Regions from separate parts of the Homo sapiens genome. Here all the other regions are linked to region 1. A link is a contact called in ENCODE Hi-C or POLR2A ChIA-PET data. All regions are on one chromosome and are shown on one strand. The core of a region is the stretch at or near the end of the contact, and the rest is flanking DNA. Distances in the headings are between cores, read along the strand shown.

The links. A loop is a pair of places that touch in the nucleus more often than their neighbours do. ChIA-PET counts read pairs that join two places held with the same protein, here RNA polymerase II (POLR2A). Pooled maps may share reads with other maps.
Region 2: a map of CD4-positive, alpha-beta T cell shows a loop between it and region 1 (5-fold over the local background). The contact joins the promoter of PPP3CB here to the promoter of DNAJB12 in region 1. A Hi-C loop is called at or near these places in 4 of 168 maps with a recorded cell type or tissue (CD4-positive, alpha-beta T cell, CD4-positive, alpha-beta memory T cell, naive thymus-derived CD4-positive, alpha-beta T cell and 1 more) and 10 of 50 pooled maps. POLR2A ChIA-PET finds 5 or more read pairs at or near these places in 2 of 52 experiments (CD4-positive, alpha-beta memory T cell and naive thymus-derived CD8-positive, alpha-beta T cell).
Region 3: a map of naive thymus-derived CD4-positive, alpha-beta T cell shows a loop between it and region 1 (35-fold over the local background). The contact joins the promoter of CFAP70 here to the promoter of DNAJB12 in region 1. A Hi-C loop is called at or near these places in 1 of 168 maps with a recorded cell type or tissue (naive thymus-derived CD4-positive, alpha-beta T cell) and 6 of 50 pooled maps. POLR2A ChIA-PET finds 5 or more read pairs at or near these places in 1 of 52 experiments (naive thymus-derived CD8-positive, alpha-beta T cell).

Annotation. Positions count from the first base shown.
Region 1 is chr10:72,352,109-72,356,873 of GRCh38, reverse strand. DNAJB12 (DnaJ heat shock protein family (Hsp40) member B12) reads left to right here and starts at 1,955. Exons shown (of 9, transcript NM_017626.7): 1 at 1,955-2,109. The coding sequence starts at 1,977. RefSeq lists enhancers at 1,729-1,978, 2,369-2,498.
Region 2 is chr10:73,493,283-73,498,047 of GRCh38, reverse strand. PPP3CB (protein phosphatase 3 catalytic subunit beta) reads left to right here and starts at 2,024. Exons shown (of 14, transcript NM_021132.4): 1 at 2,024-2,243. The coding sequence starts at 2,159. It overlaps PPP3CB-AS1 (PPP3CB antisense RNA 1), which reads right to left and starts at 2,296. Exons shown (of 5, transcript NR_132104.1): 1 at 2,231-2,296; 2 at 1,565-1,906. It overlaps USP54 (ubiquitin specific peptidase 54), which reads left to right. Exons shown (of 24, transcript NM_001391956.1): 24 at 1-510. RefSeq lists enhancers at 1,818-2,007, 2,498-2,957 and a silencer at 2,088-2,437.
Region 3 is chr10:73,356,250-73,361,014 of GRCh38, reverse strand. It overlaps CFAP70 (cilia and flagella associated protein 70), which reads left to right and starts at 2,151. Exons shown (of 28, transcript NM_001367801.1): 1 at 2,151-2,237. RefSeq lists enhancers at 1,957-2,482, 2,327-2,546, 2,483-3,008.

The sequences.
Region 1 (4,765 bases), core at 706-3,205:
ATATATATATATATATATATATATATATATATATATATATATATCACAGCTCACTGCAGCCTTGACCTCCCATGCTCAAGTGATCCTCCCACCTCAGCCTCCTGAGTAGCTGGGACTACAGGCGTGTACTACCACACCCAGCTAATTTTTTATTTTTTTGTAGTGATGGGATCTCACTCTGTTGCCCAGGCTGGTCTCAAACTCCTTGCCTCAAGTGATCCTCCCACCCCTGGCCTCCCAAAATGTTGGGATTATAGGAGTGAGCCACTGTGCCTGGCCCCAAAGTTATATTTCCAGGTCCTTTTTGCCTAAACCCTACGTATGTACAACATCCTAGTCTGTATCTCTGCTTGATTCTAAAAAGCATCATAAACTGAATCAAACCCTTAATATTCCCCCACCAAACTGCTTTTGTAGTCTTTTCCATTTCCTTGTTTTAGTAAATAGAAATTCTCTTCTTCCAGTTATCAAGCCAAAAACATTGGAATCATCCTTGAATCTTCTTTCTCTCACAGCCCACATCCATTGCGTCATTCTGTCTTCAAAATATATCCAGAATTTTACTACTACTCACCACCTCCGCCATCACCCTTATCCAAGTTACCATTAATTTTCACCTGTATTATAATAGTAGCTTCCTGACTCTCATCCGGATTACTGTAGTAGCATCTTACCAAATCCTGCCTGAAAGGCCAAGCAATGTAAGGGCTGACAGATGACTCGGGGATTCGGCAACGTGGAGGTCACTGGCAACCTTCACAAGATTGCTTTCACTGGAGTGATAGCCCTCGAAGAACGGGATAATGATAGAACTGGATTACACTCTGTAGTAGAATCTTTTTTTTTTCTTCTTTTTTTTTAGATGGCGTTTCACTCTTGTTGCCCAGGCTGGAGTGCAATGGTGTGATCTTGGCTCACCGCAACCTCCACCTCCCAGGTTCAAGCGATTCTCCCGCCTCAGCCTCCCGAGTAGGTGGGATTACAGGCCATGTGCCACCATGCCCGGCTAATTTTGTATTTTTAGTAGAGACGGGGTTTCTCCATGTTGGTCAGGCTGGTCTCGAACTCCTGACCTCAAGTGATCCGCCCGCCTCGGCCTCTCAAAGTGCTGGGATTACAGGCGTGAGCCACCGCGCCCAGCCTGTAGTAGAATCTTTACGCTCCCTAGAATGTATTCGCCTTCCTGATCTGTTATAACTCACCAAGAGAATTCCCTTTTCAGAGCCTTTGCACTTGCTGTTCCTTCGGCCTGACCACCCTTCCTCCAGACAGTCACATCTACCTGTTATCGTTCCTGAATTCTGGTACCTGTTAATGACAGCTTCTGAGAGGTTTCTTTTATCGCGCTATTTAAAATAGCGCCTCCCACTCTCTATCCCTGTGTTTTCCATAATTTTTCTTCAGAGCTTTTATCACTATCTGAATCTATCTGGAGCTCCCCCAGCCTACACACACTGGAATGTAAGCTCCATGAGAGCAGGAGCTTTGTTTTGCTCACCCCTGTATCCCCATCATAAAACCATGCCTCACAAACAGTGGGCACTCAATATCTGTTCAGTGAATAAATAACCTTTGTCTGAAACGTATGTAGTTACATTACGTATATAGATCACCACTTAGTAAACCGTCTGGGAATAACAGGCACTCCGAAGGCCCCAGTCTCATCCCGACGGCTACCACGTGACCTTCCTGAGCTTGGGTTTCCTCCTCCGGAAGATTAGAGGGTTGGCGCATACTCAACTCTAAGACCTCCGGAACATGGAATCTGGGCGTGCACCATTATTGACACCTACACCAGCCGTCCCTTTCTTAGAAGACATACGGTAGCACTTCCACCCTCGCTCAAAACTCGGGAAAGGAGGGGCGGAGGGTGGATGTCATCACTCCGCGCCCGGCTGCCCGCGACGCGCCGGCGGGTGGCGCAGCCCTTCGCTCGCCCGGCCTCCCCCTCCCTGGTTCCGCGTTCTGGTTCCGCCATGGAATCCAACAAGGATGAAGCTGAGCGCTGTATCAGCATCGCCCTCAAGGCCATCCAGAGCAACCAGCCCGACCGGGCGCTCCGCTTCCTGGAGAAGGCACAGCGGCTGTATCCGACGCCGCGAGTTCGCGGTGAGTGTGAGGTGCCGGAGAGACTGGGGACATTAGAACTGATGGGGGGAACACGGGAACGGACCGACGGGAGCAGTTGGGGGAGGGGGAGGGGTGGCGAGGCGCGGCTACGCCTGCGCACTGAGGCGCGCGGTGGCTGCTGGGAGGCGTAGTTTTTCCCTCTTGTTCCTCTGCGGGATGCGAGCCGTCTGGAGACTCGGGCGGCCGGGACTTCAGCTTTCGGGGTGCTGGCGGAGCCCGCTGGGGTTTGAGGTCTCCGAGAATGAAACGCGCTGGCAGCCGGGACGAAGGGAACTTACCTGGAAGTGAACTCGAACTACTTTTCCCAAGGGGCCGTTCGGTAGCCCAGGCCAGTCGCCGGCCTGGGAAATATTACAGTTCAGGAAAATAAACATAACTCCTTTAAGGGAGAGAATGGGCGCTAGACAGGGAGACATTTCTGTTCTTCGGGCGCCAGGGAAAGGCGCTTCCGTATCTTCACTCCCTCTCACCTCTCGGGCTGAGGGTCAGGGACCACTCTCCCAAAATGCAAGCCGGCCTTTGCACCCACCCCAGTCCGCCGCCTCGGACTGTCCTGAAGCCGGGCCCCTCACTCCTCCCGATGATGAGATTCGGAGCGGGTGGCCTGGTGGGAGGTGCTGACCTCAGCCACCGCCAGTCCTCCATCGCCCGCAAGAGTCCAGCGGCGGTCAGCCATGTGGACGCCGAGGCTGCTGAGTTGCCCTGGACAGGAGCCTCCTGAGCCAGGGAGGGAAGAGTGAAGCTGGCTTTACAACTCATCACCTCGCTTCACCCGGGAACCCTTTCTTTTTTCTTTAACCTAAGTTTTCCAAGGAGTTTTTCTTAATCCACGCTAGAGGGGAGAGAGACACCGGGTGGTGCTTGTGATCACCACTCAGTAAACCGTCTGGGAATAACAGGCACTCCGAAGGGCCCAGTCTCATCCTGACGGCTACCACGTGACCTTCCTGAGCTTGGGTTTCCTCCTCGGGAAGATTAGAGGGTTGGCGCAGATAATGTGATTGGCAATAATACCCATAGGGCTTTGCAGTTTAGGAAGCTCCTTCACCTGTGCCTTCTCACTTGAGCCTGCCAGTCAGGGATGCAGAGCAAAGATCATTATCTTTATTCTATGGGTGAGGAAAATCTCTGAGGTAAGGGATGCCCAGGATGACACAGCTAGAAAGTAAAATGTTCTGTGACTCTGTAAATGTTTATGAAGGAAAAGAAATGAAATTGAGGAACAGCAGTCAGCCTCCTAACCGGCCCTGCCCGCCTGATGAGATTGAGAAAGCGGAACGCTGGTGGAAGAGGTAGCCTGGACTGCTGAACTTTCCTCCCTCCGGACTCTTGCAGGTTGATCTTTGGCCTGTTTGCCTCCCCTTGGAGAGGGTTTCGGGCTGTATTTGCCAGGACACCTGAGGTAACCTGCTCGAGGAGCCTCCCTGTGAATTAATTCATATTCTGTGGTGGGGTGGTATCCTCCAGCTGTCAGAATTCTGCCTGACACTGATGCTGCTGCGGGCTCAGGAGCAGGCAGCCAAGAAAGGATGGGCCACAGGGCCTCTGGGGATCTTTCTGTCAGCAGGCCCCTGCACCAGTTCAGGAGCTTGAAGGAGTGTCCTCTCTGGGGCTCAGGCTCTGGAATTTGCTGAGACAGAAGAACCACCTGCATGCATATTTGTCATATTTGTGCTTTTCTGGAAAGACTATGAGACTATACGCCTTATGCATCCGTGTAAACTTTACCATCTGCAGCCCTCCACTGAGCTGACAAAGACCTGGGATTAGTTTAGGTCTGGGACAGGGAAAGATCTTACTTCAAAAATAGAGGGCAGGGCTACCCACTGGGCTGGCTACCTGCCTCCCCAGGGGGAGTAATACAGATATATTAGGTGGCGGTCTATTGCTTTGGGTTTAGGCTCATCCCAGATGCTCATTCAATGCAGCAGACTTTTGTTGAAGATCATTTATGTTTTGTTTGCAAAGTCCTCTGCTTGGTGCTAGCAAGATTGGTAAAATGTGATCCCTCACCTCAAAAGAGCTTATAATCTAGTGAAAGAGACAAAACTTACAGAAACAAATATTACAAGACAGAACTGTAATTAAACAAAAAATAAACCCAAGGTTAGACGCTGAGGACTTAAGGACAGGCATGAAAAAATCAGGCCCCATCATCCATGGGTTCACAGTCTGATGGTGGGGAGGAGGTGCGGAGGACAATCTCCTGAACATTAAATTATCAGCAGTTTAGTGAGTGCTGTAGCAAGTGCATAAAAATAATGTTATCTCACAGTGAGGGAATGCTTTGGGGATGACAGGAGTTAACATTTGAATTGTGCTTTGGAGGACGGTGTGAGACTTGAGGAAAGGCATCCTGGAAGAAGACAAAGGAGCTGAAAGTTGTAACGTTTGGGGGAAGAGATCAAAGTGTAGCAAGATTTAGAGGCAGTGGAGGTGGTAATTCGTATACAGAGAGGATTAAGTTTGGGAAATAAAATGGGGCCAGATCATAGAAATCCTTTTCTACCAGGCCAAGATATTTTCACCTTATTCTGTAGTTAGTGAGGAAACCATTGAGGTTTTTGATAGCAGGAATAAAGTACGGGCACTGTTGTTAAAAGAGAACAGCATGAAAGGTTAATGAGAGGGAAGA
Region 2 (4,765 bases), core at 775-3,274, 1.1 Mb before region 1:
TGGTATTACTCTGGATACTAGCCATTCCTTAGGATTTTAAGGTCACATTTTATTCCTGGATGCTTTATGTCCCCACCTCCACCTGAGCCCTCATCCTCTGTTCCCTACTATACTCCCAACTTCTACTCTTTGTTTTATCCACCTATCCCTATTACCTGACCCTTTGTCTTCCCTGTCTCCCATCCTTGGGGGGACATGTAGCCCTGTGGTCATGGTTCTGATGACATCATCAGGGCAGCCCCCCTGCCCAGGTATTATGGCCTGTCAGCATTCCCTGTGCCCTCCAAACCTTAGGCCTAGAATGCGGAGCTGCCAACATAACATTCACCCTTTTGAACAGATGGAGTCAGGCACACTAACACAGCCTTCTGTCCTCAATAACACAGCCATTATTGCCACTTGCTCAGTCGTCAATGTAAACCCTCAGAGTCAGCTGAACTATTTTAGGCCAAACATACTGTTTTTGTAAAGTATTTTTCATTAATAAATCTATAAGACAGTTCTATTTAATTCCTTGTCATTCTTCCCTTTGTATGCTCTTGCTTTCTTTGTATTGGGGCTGGAAGTCTGGATAAATATATGAAGTGGCTTTTGACTGAGTGGAAGTGAGGAGCCAGAGACGAGTTGAAGGATATACAATCAAGGTGGGAATCAATGGGTCCTAAAATAGGGTGCCTTTCCTTTCTAGTATTGCTGCTAGGATGTTTCCCATCCCTTTCCTGACAGAGCATTCAGTACTCAGTACATTATACACTTCCTTCCTCCCCTCCTTAGGAAGATTTTCTGGGGATTCAAGCTCTTCTTACAGACTCACTCCTGATCAATGTACTCCAGGTGCCTTCCCTCTATCTTATAAGTTTGTGACGTGCCTCCTGTCCCTTCCTTCCTCTCCTTCCGTGGGGGCCTCTCCCTTTCCCTTCCCCTGTGGTGTTATGGCCCTTCCATGCCAGAAAGATCCATTTTCACCTGTGCCTCACTCCCGAGACTCTTCCCTCTAAAAAATAGCTTGTGGGTTCCCTTTTTGGAAAAAATCCATTGTTGGGTCTTTCCCTTCCTCTTTTCCTGGGGTCTCAGGATAGAAATTGACACAAAGAAGAGGTAGAAAGGTACTCCTTGGACCTTCGGACTACTACTTACTTACCACCATGCATTATGAACAGATTCTGAGCACATGTATTATTGAGCAGGAGGATGGGCAGGAATTGGTTGTTCCATCCCACTTGGATCCTGCACCATCAAGATATATAGAGCTTAGTGGATATGCTGGTCCCTGTCCATGATTCAACATATCTCCTGGTGTCGTGGACACACTCATCTAATAATTTTTGATGAACAGTCAGTTCTTGCCCCTCTACCCCCTTTCCCATGAGTGTCAGTCACCGTGGTCTCTATAAAGGTTCCATAAGTCACCTGGGCCCAGATTCTGTGCATGTGCAGAAATAAGGAATTAATTTCCAATTCCCTATTTACTCCTCTGCCTTCCAGGAGGAGGTTGTATCCTTTTCAGGTGAATTCTTCAGATTCTTTGCACATCTCTTGGTGTCATCCCCTTTATTCCCCTTACCTGTTTTGACAAACTATGGCGCCTAAATTGCTCTAGCTGCAGTCTTATTCTGTGCTTTCAGACTCTTGACAATTCCAGACTCTAAACACAAAGGCCAGAATTCTCTTTCAAACTCCATTTTGGATGGTCCCTTCTCCACTCTAGAACCTACAATGCTTCCTCTATTCTCTGGTCCCCTACCAACCCTTCAGTATTCAGATCTGGTAGCTAAATCGTTATACATTTCTCTATTAGTAGGAGATCCTGAGGTTTAATCACGTCTTCTCAGTTTACTGGGAATGCCATGAGAGCGGGTGTGTTTCCTCGCAGTCGTTCGATCGCAGCACCTCCTCATTCTTCATTCTGCATGCAAAGAATTTTAACCTGATCCCTTGGCCTCGTCCTGTTTCTCTCCTAGCTTCAGTAATTTTGCCCAAGTCCCTAGAGCCTACCCCGCCCCCACCCCCGCACGCGCAGTGCATGCCGGTCTTAGCCCCTCTGTAGGGAAAGAGGGTCCGCCATGTTCCCCGGCGGCGCCGCCGCTTGGCTCTGGTAGCCGCCGCCCCCGCCCCCAACCCCGCCCGGCCCAGAGCCTAGCCGAGCCCCGGGCCCAGCATGGCCGCCCCGGAGCCGGCCCGGGCTGCACCGCCCCCACCCCCGCCCCCGCCGCCCCCTCCCGGGGCTGACCGCGTCGTCAAAGGTGAGAGGTGGACGAAACCCTGGGGGCCTGGCCTGAAGAGCTAGCTGTGTGTGAGGGCGGGCGGGAGACCGTCCCCTCGGGAGTGGGCCCGGAAGGGCGGGCGAGTGACTGGCTGCCTCCCTTGGGGAGTGGCCCCTGGGCGGGCCCCTGCTGGGCAGGGCTGAGTCGGTGGCAGTGGTTCCGCGGTCTCCCGGTTGCTTTCAGGCCGGGGCGGAGGTTTTGCTTCCGTGGCTTCCTAGCCCAAGGGGTGAGGCTGTTAGCTGCAGTGAGCCCGTTTTCTCTTCACTCGGCCTGTCAAAGCGGCGCAGGGGCCGCGATTAGCTTCCTGCCCCGCGACAGCTGCACTTCTGGCTTGCCGGGGCGAACCGAGGGGCTCGGAGACCTTCAGCCACGCGAGGCCCGCCAGTGAGCAGTCAGAAATCACCTCGGCTTTGGCCCACGCCTGCTCCCCGGTGACAGTCGTCCGCCCTATCCGCGTCTAGCTGGCGACAACCGCAGGGGTTCACTTTTGGCCGTCAGGTGCCACCCGGAGCAGAAATTAGGGGAACCTTGTGGGATTGGATCACGGTGAAGGGTCGGGGCAGGAATTGGAAGGCCAGCCTTTATAGTGCAGAAAGGGAGAAAAAGCAGCATAAACGAAAAAAAAAATTCTTGTGGATAGCAAGTATTTACTTAGAAAACCATCAACACTTTGGTCAAAAGGAGTTACCCCTCCCTTACAAACACACACCCACACATTCATCCTAGACGAAAAAGTTAAATGTTTCTCAGCCAGGGCAGAATTTATGGATGTTTACCCACAACAGGTCAGCAGATTAATTTAAAATAGAGAAATTGAGGGCTAATTGAGAGTTGCTTAAGATTCCAAGCTTCCTGGGAGAGCCTACCAACCTCAAACACTGCTGTGGAGGTGAAAAACAATTGAAATGATTCTCTTTACCATGTAGCTTGATTGATAAATTGAAATCGTAGAATGAACTTTTCCTTATTTGTATTGTATTTATTTTTAAAATATAGGTACTTTTGTTTTCATTCAGCTTCTCAAATACACTGGCACAGTATTTAAACACCGTTAGCCTACTTTTTGAAATCTGACTCATATGTTTCCATTAAAATATTTAAAAACAAGGAAACCTTTTTTCTTTTTTTTTTTTAATTAAAAATTTTCAACCTGAGCCTTCTTCGGTTCTTAAAAGAATAATACTAATTTGGCCTGGCGTGGTGGCTCACATCTGTAATCCCAGCACTTTCGGATGCTGAGGCAGGCGGATCGCTTGAACTCAGGAGTTGGAGACCAGCCTGGGCAACATGGCGAAACCTTTTCTCTACCAAAAATACAAAAAATAAAAATTAGCCGGGCATGGTGGCGCGCCCCTGTAGTCCCAGCGGATCGGGAGGCTGAGGCACGAGAATCACTGGAGCCCGAGAGGCAGAAGTTGCAGTGAGCCGAGATTTGCGCCAGTGTGCTCCAACCTGGACGACAGAGCCAGACCCTGTCTCCAAAAACAAAAACAAAAACAAAAACAAAACACTGATTTGCACCTAGGCTTAAGTTAGTAGTATATCCAGTTGGGCCAGGCATTGGAATGAGCTGAATAACGAGTTTATGGAATCCTTAATACAGAGAAATCTTAAAAAAAAAATAGTAATGCAGACATTCATTCTATCAAGAAATCCTGGAGTTTTGTGGGGGTGGGAACGGGACATTGGCTACCTCTTCATTTTCTGACTGTATTTCTGTGTTGTGTGTTCATTTCCCTGGGCACTTTTCACCAGACTGTTAGATGGGGTAACCAATCACATTCCTGAACAATGAGTTTATGCTATCCTTACGTTTGTGAATCTTCTTATTCCTTGTCATATATATGGTAATGTTTTTTCTGTACTGCTTTAATGCAGTGAAAATAAGATTCCAAACATAAGGCAGATTCCTTAGGGGTGAGTTGTGAGTCCAAGGCAGTCATATTTGCAGGTTATTGGTGTGGAATAAAAGCCATTTGATTTAGATAAATAGGAAAGGAGCTTGTTAATATAGAAAATTATAGTTAAATAAAGCTTATGGTTATCATATTTCTGGTGCTTCATTGTGCCCTCTTCATAGAGACAACTTTCATTTCTTTATGGAATTTGTTAACCAGTTGGAATTCCTGTATGGATTATATGTTTTAAAATGGTGTGTAACAGACTAATTTGCACTGCTCATGGAGTCTCCTGCATTTACTGGGAAATTCACCTTTCTTACAGATCCAGAAATTCACTTTTAAATTTCATCTTCAGGATTCTTCCTTGTCTTTTATTCAGTAATTATACTATAATGTGATACCTGATATTAGAGAATACTGGTTGCCTGATGATAAATGATGTGAGTTCAGCTTAAGTTTAACTTGTTAAAATCCAAATTTCTTTTAAGTCCACAATGTGGTGGTAGTTTTGTATCGATACATTTTCATAGTAGTGATATTATGGAGACTGTCTGTTGGCATTGAATGCAAGTAGTCTTTTTCTCCCTGGAATTTTTTTTT
Region 3 (4,765 bases), core at 902-3,401, 1.0 Mb before region 1:
AAAAAAAAAAAAAGAAAATTGTAACATACAGCCCTTGCTCTCAGGTACCCTAAAGTTGAATGGAGATTAATTATGTTTAAGGAGGTGACATCTGTTATTTATCCTTGCTTGCCTAAGACCTTGAAGCAAAGTACTAAGTAGACCAAGATCATGAGCGATTTCTGGAAGAACAGCTCCCTATTAAAGACTTGGCCTAACCCAGCTTATTATGTAGAAAGAGTCTGTCATTTGCAAGTGGGATAGCTGTCTCAGTGCAAATTCACCCAAAACTCTCACTTGGGAAAAAAAATCCAGAGAGAAATCCTTACTCAGTAGTGCCACAGTAGTTTTATTTTGAGAACCTTTATTACCTGTAACACTGCAACTTTCAAAAAATATTTCTCAATATTTATAATGTTTCTTTATTCATATAAATAAAAATTTTAAAATTTGACTCTGGTAACTATTTCCTAAGCAAAGGGCTTCCCAGGGAGAGTGGTTATGCGTGTGTATATATTTTAATTGTTTTGAAATGATCTCGAATGTATAGAAAAGTTGCCCAAATCGTGTAAGGAAGTCCCATGTCCCCTGCACTCAGATTCCCAAATAGTTAACACTTTATTGCACTTGTTCCATTGCTCACTGTGTGTGTATGTGTGCAGGTGTGCATGCATGTGCATATGTGTGTGTACATGTGTATGTATCCCTTGTTAGTCTTTTTCTGGACCTTTTGAAAGTCAAGAGAGCAAATTGAAGAGATGGTGTCTCATCACTCCTAAACACACTAGTGTTTATTTTCCCCTAAACAGGGACACTCTCCTACCTAACAACAAACAAACTTCCACATCAGGAAATCAATATTGGTACAACACTACCATCCAATTCAGATGAGATTGGGCATGTTCGGGGTGGTATGCGATTCACAGAGCTAATTCACATTTTTCCCACCGTCCTAACAATGTTGTTTTCCTTTCTGGTCCAGAATGCTATACAGAGATACATATTGAATTTAGTTGTCATATAACCTCAGTCAGAGACAGTTCCCAGTCTTTCTTGTCCTTGGATGGTCTACAACCTGAGTTCCTTTCATGGTAGGAAAACCAAAAAGGATGCTTTGTGTGTGTGTGTGTGTTTTTTTTTAGTGTGTTTCACCAGGAGGCTCACAATGTAGACTCCTCCCAACACTGGTGATGTTAACCATGATCACCTGATCATGTTGGTTGCGTCCATTCACTGTTTCCCCCTCTGTAATCAAGTAGTATTCCATGGAAGCATTCCAAAATCACGCCAGTATTCTATGCCTCATAGAACATCTACCCACCAGCCTTAGCGTCCATTGAAGACTCCTGCCTGAGTCATCCTCCTCAGTAGTTGTCAAATGGTAGTTCTCTATTTCCATCCTTCTCGCTACACTTCTGGGTTGGCATCCTACTTTGAAAGAGTTTTCCTTTTTCTCTGTATCAACACGGACTTGCATATTCCTATTTTATTCAATGGGTTGTAATCCGTTATCGTCGTTGTTTACTTCATGCTCAAATTGTCCCTTATTTGGCCCATGGGAGTCCCTTCAAGCTGGCTCTTAACACTGCAACAATTTAAAGTATATATACTGCTAAAATTCATCCGTGTTGTGTGTATGGCTGCAGTTCATTAACTTTGACTGCTTGTAATATGCCATTTTGTGAATATGCCACAGTTTATTGGTCCACTCATCCACTATTCCTTCGACGGGCACTTGGGTTGTTTCCAGGTTATTGCTATTGTGTTTTGCTATTCTAGCTCTTTAATGTTAAATTTTGAATATTAAAAATTTGTATTAACATCATAAACTTCAGGTCTGTTTATTGTACAAATATTGAGCACCTAGAAGCAGGGTCATTTTGCACTCTCATCAACAGGGCGTGACGGGCTCATTTAAAAAATATTGCATATTTCACGGAGAAATATTTAAATGATGTTTTCAAATCAGTTTAATAAAGGCCTTTTTCTTTAAACTTCCTTTTGCTTTTTTCCCTCCTATTATAGAGAAATATTGAAATCAAAGAGTCGAGAAAGCAAAATGTAAAGGTGGAAACCTATGCACTTAAACCCAACTCTTGGCAAGGTAAAGCATCCGCGGAAACAGCAGGCTCTCGAAGTGAGGAGGCTGCAGCCGGCGCTAGGGCGCAGGCGCAGAAGCTCAGCGTCTCGCTCCCTGCTCCCGGCCCCAGAGGGTTATCGCGAGTCTTGGAATAAACTTGCTCGTGCGATGGCCAAAAGTAAGTTCTCGCGAGAGGTAGTTGGTTGCTATAGTTGTCAAAAACATAACTGAGGCTGCTGCAGGTAAGACAGTGATCCCTCCTGAAGAAACTCTCTCTTCCCGGCCTCCCCACCTCAGCCCTGCGGCCACACCACAGCCGTCACCCCGATCTTCTGCTCCCTTAGCTAAGGCCAGGCTGAAAACCCCGATATTTAGACCGAAAAGCCGCTGGCCCGGCCAGGTGCGGACTCTGCCGCCAACCCCAGCCCGGCGACCTCCACAGGAGCGCGGACGTAGACCTTCCTTTACCGCTTCTCGTCGGAGGCCTCCTCATTCTGCGCTGACTGCGCTTGTCCCCAGACCAGACTCAGTCACATCGCCTCCTTCGTCTAACCTTTTTCTCACTGGACTCTCCCCTTGCAGCTTCTTCCGAGCAGATGACAAGAAATGCGTGCCTTGCCGGGGGCAACAAGAGTCCCCACCCTAGCTGCCCTGACTATAACTTTAGTCCTATATCTTGCATTCATAATTCAAACACGACGCGAACGCCTGTTGTGTACAAGACATGGTGCCAGGCACTCTGGGCCCGTAAATATGCGTGAGACAGGTTACATGCCTTCAAGGGTGTAAATGAGCTCTCAGGACAAACGCTGCATATTAATAATACCATTTGTGCAGTGCTTCATACTTAAAAAGCTTTAATATCTTAGGGGATATTCACAATAAATGTGAAACAGGTTGGAAGTTATCCATTTTACAGAAGGTGAAACTGAGGCTTAGAGAAGTTAGGCATTTGCCTAGGGGCACATAGTTGTTAAGTAGGAAAGGTCTTTTGAATACCCAGTCTTCATAAACAGGACAGCTTGTGGTAATGCCACAAAAGACGTGTAAAGTGCTAAATGAATTCAGAGGAAAGGCAAGTTTTTCCGACTGGGAAGCTTCATGGACTAGGAAGCATTTGAGCTGGATTTTAAAGGATGAGTAGGATTTGCTGTAGAGACGGAGTGAGGAGAAAGGGAGAGATAATTCCAGGGGGAAGGAAAAATGCAAAGGTTCAAAAGCGACTAAATGCAGGTAATCTTTGAAAAATACTAAGCAAGAGCATAAGCTAGAAGAGGGGAGTTGACTGGCACTGCAAGATCCTAGAAAGCCCTGAATGTAGTACTACATTTAACTACAGTTAAACTGTAGTGTTACAGTTTATTTGGTAGGTGAGAGGGAACAAGACAGTGATACGATCAGATCTGTACTTTAATAAGGTATTTATCTGCTTGTCTCTTCTCATTTTCTCCCTATTTCTTCTTACTCCACCACTGCAAGCTACTTGCTACTTGCTATGTGTGTTGTTTTGCCTCTGAACGTTTTAAAATCTGTTCCCTTTCTTGGAATATCCTTCCCTTTATTAAGACATAGTTCCAGCGTACTTCCTCCAAGATTTTCCTGGCATGCATATGTATTCTCAAATCCAGCTAGGTCCCAGCTTCATTCAGCACTTCCTTGCTGTATGACTGCTGGTAAGATAACAAACTTCTCTGAAGCTCAATTTTTTTCAATCAAATAGAGATTTAAGAATCTCTTAGAAGGGAGGCTACATTTAAGATAATAAATGCGAAGCACACTTGGCACACTGGCTATAATCAGTTAATTTCCTTGCTTCTCTCATTCTTTTTATTTGTAAAAGAAAAAATAAATTTCCACCCCCCTTTTCCTCCCTGTGTGTTTCACTCCTCCCTTCTTTCCTCTGTCAGAGCACCTGTCTCACAGATTATGACTCCTGGTCTAGTTACACGTCTCTCGTCCTCACTAGATTTTAAATTTCTTGAGGTTAGAGAGTTCACATCTTATCTCTTGTATCCTCAGCACCCATCACAGTGCCAAGCTTAACAAGTTTTTTCAATGAGCAATTCTGACAAAAGCAGGATGAATTAGAGTGAGAAACTGGAGTCAGAGACACCAGTTAGGAGGCTTTTGTTACAGTCTAGCAGAAGGGTAATGAAGGCCTAATGCCATATTATTGAAAAGGAAAGAAGACTGATACAAAAGGGCATTTCAAATGTACATTTGACAAAGAAGTTGTCAGTGCCACTAAAGCCCTTAAAGAGCCCAGAAATATGTTGTTGAACAAATGATTTGACACTTTTAGGTGACTGGAAAAATGCTGGAGTAGCTGAGAAGAGGCAGGATAATTATAAAGTCTGAAGGCTGTAAGATGTTGTTTTCTCTTTTGTATCACCAAGTACACTTAGCATAGTATGTCCTCAGTAAATGTTTGAATTGAGTTAGAAAATAAGGCCTTTTCAACAGGCACAGTGGCTCATGCCTTTTAATCCCAGCACTTTGGGAGGCTGAGGTGAGTGGATTGCTTGAGCCTAGCCGTCGAGACCAGCCTAGACAGCATGGTGAAACCCTGTCTCTACAAAAAATACAAAAATTAGCTGGGCGTGGTGGCGCATGCCTGTAGTCCCAGCTACTCAGGAGGCTGAGGTGGGACAATCACTTGAGCCTGGGAGGTTGAAGCTGCAGTGAGCTGTGATCACACCACTGCAC